Linked DNA regions of Homo sapiens: region 1 is linked to region 2. Evidence: read pairs that join two places in POLR2A ChIA-PET (ENCODE). Cell type or tissue: PC-9. All regions are shown on one strand. Each heading gives the region's core, and the rest is flanking DNA. Links, peaks and the distances in the headings are about the cores only.

What was found. ChIA-PET counts read pairs that join two places held together with the same protein. Peaks named below come from ENCODE experiments on the same cell type or tissue, not always from the same donor. Only the 100,000 strongest peaks of a DNase experiment are listed, where the experiment ranks them.
Region 1: POLR2A ChIA-PET joins it to region 2 with 5 read pairs; 1 of 35 experiments calls an interaction of 5 or more read pairs at or near these places.

What each region holds. Positions count from the first base shown.
Region 1 is chrX:10,619,264-10,622,178 of GRCh38, forward strand. MID1 (midline 1) reads right to left here and starts at 1,322. Exons shown (of 10, transcript NM_000381.4): 1 at 1,027-1,322. LOC124905245 (a long non-coding RNA gene) reads left to right here and starts at 438. Exons shown (of 2, transcript XR_007068391.1): 1 at 438-577; 2 at 884-2,915. In PC-9, for the core only: no CTCF peak of the experiment used is centred there; a DNase peak (open chromatin) is centred at 1,328; H3K4me3 peaks cover 1,635 bases; H3K27ac peaks cover 1,632 bases.
Region 2 is chrX:11,749,058-11,751,972 of GRCh38, forward strand. It overlaps MSL3-DT (MSL3 divergent transcript), which reads right to left. Exons shown (of 2, transcript XR_007068393.1): 2 at 1,396-2,915. Among named protein-coding and RNA genes, the nearest start is that of MSL3-DT, 7.6 kb to the right of the region's middle. In PC-9, for the core only: no CTCF peak of the experiment used is centred there; a DNase peak (open chromatin) is centred at 1,184.

The sequences.
Region 1 (2,915 bases), core at 200-2,699, 1.1 Mb before region 2:
TGCAGGGTGGCGAGCACCCAACCCACTTAGAAGAAAAAGTGAAGAGCTTTTCCGGTTGCGATACAGATGCTAACTTTCCCATCCAGATTTATTCAGAGCTGGTAAAAGCAATAGCATTCCTCTTGAAATCCCTGCCCTTCCAAGCCTATTGGCATGTTTTTCCAGCCTTGTTTTCTCCTTATATGAGTATTGTTCTTGATATTTAAATATTGACATAAAATTCTTCCATAACTTTGATTGAGTTGTAAATCACACCCTCTCCTTGGCTTCCTACATCCACTTTTTCTTTCCTTTTCTTGCTTAACAGCAAAGCTATAAACCTCTTCCTGGACTGATAAGGAATTTTATCATCATGCCCCAGAGCCACAGAAGAAGCTGTTGGTTTAGAATTCTTTTCAAAGACTCATTTAAGTAATCCCCCAGCCCTTTCTCCGCTCACTACTTTCAGGGCTGCCTTCTCACGTCCAGAAGCAATACAGTTTCCAAACTGCTAGAACAGAAAAACAAATTTGCATTTTTCTGGAAGGACTGTCTGTGCTCATTTCAAGCTGGTTCCGCCTTCTCCGCCAGAAACACAGTAAGTGCTCAGAATGCGAAACCAAAATGAGATAAGAGGCCCCGTGAAATTCTTTTTCAGGACATTCAGCTGTCTTTATTCTAGCCCAAAGCATAGGGTAGAGGCACTAAAAGCTCGAGATACATCCTGCACGATACATTCCAGCGGCCGCAAACTGGAATTGATTTACATATATTCTACAAACTGCTTGTAAGCCCTTTACAACGACTGCCTGACATCAACCACAATTAGAGGCAAAAGTGGGGGCGGGTGGCGAGGACCAGACCGGGGTGGCTCAGGTAAAATGTGCTTCTTTGGTTGTCTTAGGAAAATGCAGCCCCGTCTTTCCGCCAAACGCATCGACTACGGCCAGGCGCCTGCTAACCCAGCAAGCTCTCCGCAGTAACACGTCGCAGGGGTCCCGGGCGGCGCCCGCCCCCTCCGCCGCCAGCGCAACCGCCTGAGCTTACCTGCCTCATGTTTAGAATCCCATGACCCATCCGGCAGGGAGCGAGCTGCATCGGAGCCCGCGTCGCAGTCTTCAGAGCGGAAACACCGAACCCGACAGGAGCCCGCAAGACAAAAGCAACCCGGCGAAATCTACGGGCAGCAAAGAGCACGTTTTCGTCCTCTTTTTCTTTGATCTGTTGCTACACGCACTCTGCTCGAGACAATGTCAAGTTTCTCAACCTTTTCTCCCCCAGCCTATGAAAAGTCGGTCGCAGGGAAGCGAGGACCGCCTGGCTCTTATTTCAAATCAGTTCTCAGAGACGTTGTAGGTGGCTGGCTTGGGCCGCGGAGGAGCTTCGCCAATCAGAAGCAAGGGGGTGGGTCCTGGGAGCCAGAAAGGCTGCCTCCGCGAGGATTAGGGGCGCTTTCGGGATTCAAATGACTGGAAGCAGCTGGAAACAATGTCCAAAGCTCCAAAAGTAAAGGATGAGTTCTATTCTTATCTAACAGCTCTAGTTCTGCTAAAAGCTTAACTAGCTAAGGGCCTTAAATCCTTGCATTTTAAGAGCTCCCTAACAGCATTAAAACATTTGGAAGGTGCAAAATTATTTCAGCCAGAAAAGTTCAACACTCAGGACCCAAGGGTATTTTTAAAAGGATATCTTGCACTGAAGCCCTACTTTTGCAAAAGACTGGAAAGGAAACCAAATTGTTATGAGTAACACCTTAACTAAAACGAACAATCCAGAAAGGAGGGTGTTACCTACCTCATCTGCATATAGATTAACTGTATATTCAATTTAAGAAAAATAAATCTTAATGGGAACGTGCACACAATTTTTTTGAAATGCAGCAAATGAACAAGAATCTTTACCTACTGAAGGCCCGAGGCATAATTTCAAATAACACTATTGTCATAGAACAATACACACTGACATTTTGTTCAGAAAAAAAAAAATTTAGTGCATCCACCTTTCTCTATGGTTTGGCTTCCCTACAGGGTTGATCTGTTGAACTTATTAACAGGGACAAGCTGGACATCACCTTGGCAGGATTGCAGGAGAGCTGGAGAAGTAGTTGGCTTCTTAGAAACAAACTCAGACCAAAAAAAATTTCCAAAGTTTGCTTTCTTAACTCCATATAAGCAATAACTTTTTTCAACTCTTAGCCAACATGATTTTAATGTAAATCTACCTTCTGGATTTCAAGAAAGTGCAAGTTGAGCAAAGAGTACTTTGTGTAGAACTAATGGCATATTTTCCCCCAAGAAATGACCGCAATTTTGTGACGATAATTCAATAAAGATTTTAAATGTGTTGGTATCAGAGGAAAAAAAATTACTTAGCAAATAATGCATTGGTGGCTTCAGGAGTGTCAGCTGCATGGGTTCAATACATGTGAGCTCTGCCCAGTTCTGTGAAAATTTGGTGGTCCGATAACTGGGCCTGGAAGCCCATAACGCTAGCCCCCTGCCTGAGTAGCCTAAGGAGCCACCTAGTGACACAAACTGACTTCAGTCCACTTCTTGTACTTTTCCTTGAGAGCCCTTCATATGATGGAGTTCAGGATTTCTCAATCTCAGCACTATTGACATTTTGGGCAGGATAATTCTTTGTCGTGAGGGCTGTCCTGTGCACTGTAAGATGTGTAGCAGCATCCCTGGATTCTGCACACTAGATGCCAGTAGCACCCCCACAATCGTGATGACCAATAATGTCTCCAGACATTACCAAATGTCTCCTGGGTGATGAAATCACGCTTTGAAAGGGTGGTTCTTAAACTTGAGGGTGCAAGGAAACCTCTGGGGAGATTGTTAAAAATGCAAATCTCCAGGCCCCTGCACCAAAATAATCTGATTCAGTAGGTTTGCTGAGGAGCCTGAGAATCAGCATTTTATCCCACTGACAAA
Region 2 (2,915 bases), core at 205-2,704:
TATCCTTTGGGTCTGGAAAGACCAACGTGGCAACCAGGCAAAGGAGCAGAGGAAGAACATTCTGGATAAGGTGTTAAAGGAACTGGGACAAGATCAGTGTGGGTGGTGTAGGGCAAGAGAGGAAGACAGTGGCATGAGAAAGGCCATGTCAAGACTATACTTTGCCTAGTGAGCCATGCCATTTCTTTCTAATAGCAAAGAGAAGTCCCTGGGAGACTAAAAGCAGTGCAGTTAGTATCATGATAGATTTACATATTACAATGGTTCATCCTACCCACACTGTGAAAAAAAGATGCTACAGAGTCCATGTGACAAAAAGATGCTACAGAGTCCAGTTGGATACAAGGTATCCAGTTAGAAGGTTTCCGCACTGATGCAGGAGAGGTGACAGTGGCTCACACCAGAGTGGCAGTAGTAGAGATGTAATAAAAGATTAATGAGCTAGAAAGCTACTTATGTGATAGGACCTGGTTAGGGATTACCGAGAGGGTTGAGAGAAAGCGGTTGTCTAGAATGACTACACATTTTCAGGGCTACTTAGGGAGTAGAACTGATTGAATGTTAGGGGTGAGGGAGAAAAATGAATAGGCAGTATCCAGATAGATATACAGCTTGAACAATAGGATGGATGGTGATATAGCCACTAACATCAACTGAGACACAGCAGGAGGCTTAGGAAGAAAGGTGATGAGTTGCATTTTGGACTTGTTGCATTTAGATACATTGGGTATTCCCTAGATATGAGGCTAGCATATGATTACAGGATAGCACTCTGATACTTGAAGACTAGAGAAGAGACGTAGGTATGGGGAGTCATCATTTTGCAGGTTACACATGCCCCATCAGCGGGGTTGAGATGGGACTGTGGGGAAGCACGACTGTTAAGAAAATAAGGTTGCAGGTCTCATTACCTCTTGCATTAATTAATGCAGAGTCCAATTAATGAAAGTCCAAATTAACAAAAGAGTGCAACCTCTTTTCAGTAACATGTTTATACAGTTCTCAGTAATTTATACCTTGTCCATGCAATCTCCCTAGGTTTAACTGCTGGCTTTCCTCCAGGAAAGCAAAGTGACTGCGAATCAGATCCACTAGTCACCATTTTACTCCAATACAGTGAGATCATGTACTGAGTGAAGAAAAGCAGAATTATTTTCACACTTCAGCCTCTTTTGCAATCTTACTGTTCCTGTCTGAGAACTGGTCTTTCACCATTCTTTCTACTACTGCGACATACCAACGTGTATGGAACAGTACACCCAAGCCAGGCTCATTGTTTACCACTTTCAGGAAACTATTTGCAAACCTGAGATGGGATTAGAACACTCATTATAGCTAACATTTATTTTTTTCATTATTAAACTTTATTGGATATCAACAAAACGAAAAATTAGATTTGGTACAAATCTTGAGAAACTTTTATTTCAAGCCTTGTTAAAAACATGTCTAAAATAATTTGGTTCACTTTCCTGCTTTCCTGAAAACCACTACATAAAATATTGGCTACACCTTGAGGTATTCAGAAGGTTCTATTCATTAGAACTCTTGGTTGCAAGTGACAGAAACCTACCTGAACAATAAACTGCTTTCTTTCCACTTGAGTTGCTTTCCCCCTGTGTCCAAGTAGCAAGAACATGGAATAATTCTCATTGGCCTTGTATCGCACCAAGGTGCCTTTTTGCCCAATCACCTTGGTGAGGAGATGAGATATTGCCTTGGATCACGCCTGGGCCATCTGCCCAACTTGTGGTCAGAAGAAAAGATCTGCTACCAGAATAAAGAAGATGGCAAATCTAACAGGACAGACTAAATATAGTCACTACAACACAATTCACACGATGACGATGAGAATCCAGTACTTTGGGTAGCATGAAAAAAAGAAGTGACAATACCTCAGAGTCATCACTTTGAATGATGATTGTCATTGGAGACAATCATCTTAATAAGATTGGGGTGAGATAAAAAAAGTCACTGTATATTCTTAGAATTTTTAAGGTTTTAAAGTCATCTTTGTAGTAAATTATTAATCTCTGGAAACTAAAATATGAAAATCATTTTCAGTTACCTTTTGATCTAAAAATTACCATTTTTAGTTTAGGTTTTACTACATATAATCCAAGTAGAATGAAGGATAATTTAGGTCAATAATTTTTAATTTGATAATTGAGCTAATATTTTCATGATCCATTAGTCATGGACTCATATGGTAATTTCCTCATGAGATTCTGTTTTAAAAAACAATGTCAGCCAGGTGAGGTGGCAAGTGCCTGTAGTCCCTGCTACTCAGGAGGCTGAAGTGGGAGGATGGCTTGAGGCCAGGAGTTTGAGGCTGTAGTGCACTATGATTGTATCTGTGAATAGCCACTGCACTGCAGCCTAGGCAACATAGCAACACTTGTCTCTAAAAGAGCAAACAAACAAAAACTGCCCCCCCAAACAAAACAAAAAACAATGTCAGTATGATATCTTGTGAACATTAATTACAGATTTGAGTAAAGAGGAAGCTGTATCTAGCCATGGTTCCTGGGAGAACTGAAAGCTAATAATAAATACTCAATGTAGCCTGATTCTTTTTACCACTCTTTCTTCAAAAACTTAACAAAAATTAATTACAAGGGTGACAAAGCCGCTTTTCAAATATGATAAAAACAGAGAATACTGTTTTTAAGAGTCACTCACTGAAATATGACCAAGAAACTAATAATTTCCAGAATATATTTCAACAGCAAAATTTGCAATTTATGTGTATTTTGTTCCCCTGTCATGGTTCAACAACAGTTCATAATGTACAATTAATAGTAATTTTATTGTTCATAATACATCATCATTTTTATATGAAATTAGTCAAGGACAGTTGTTTTACTCAGAAACATCATGTGAGTCTTAAGTAAAGCAAATTTCAGGTGAGTAAGACA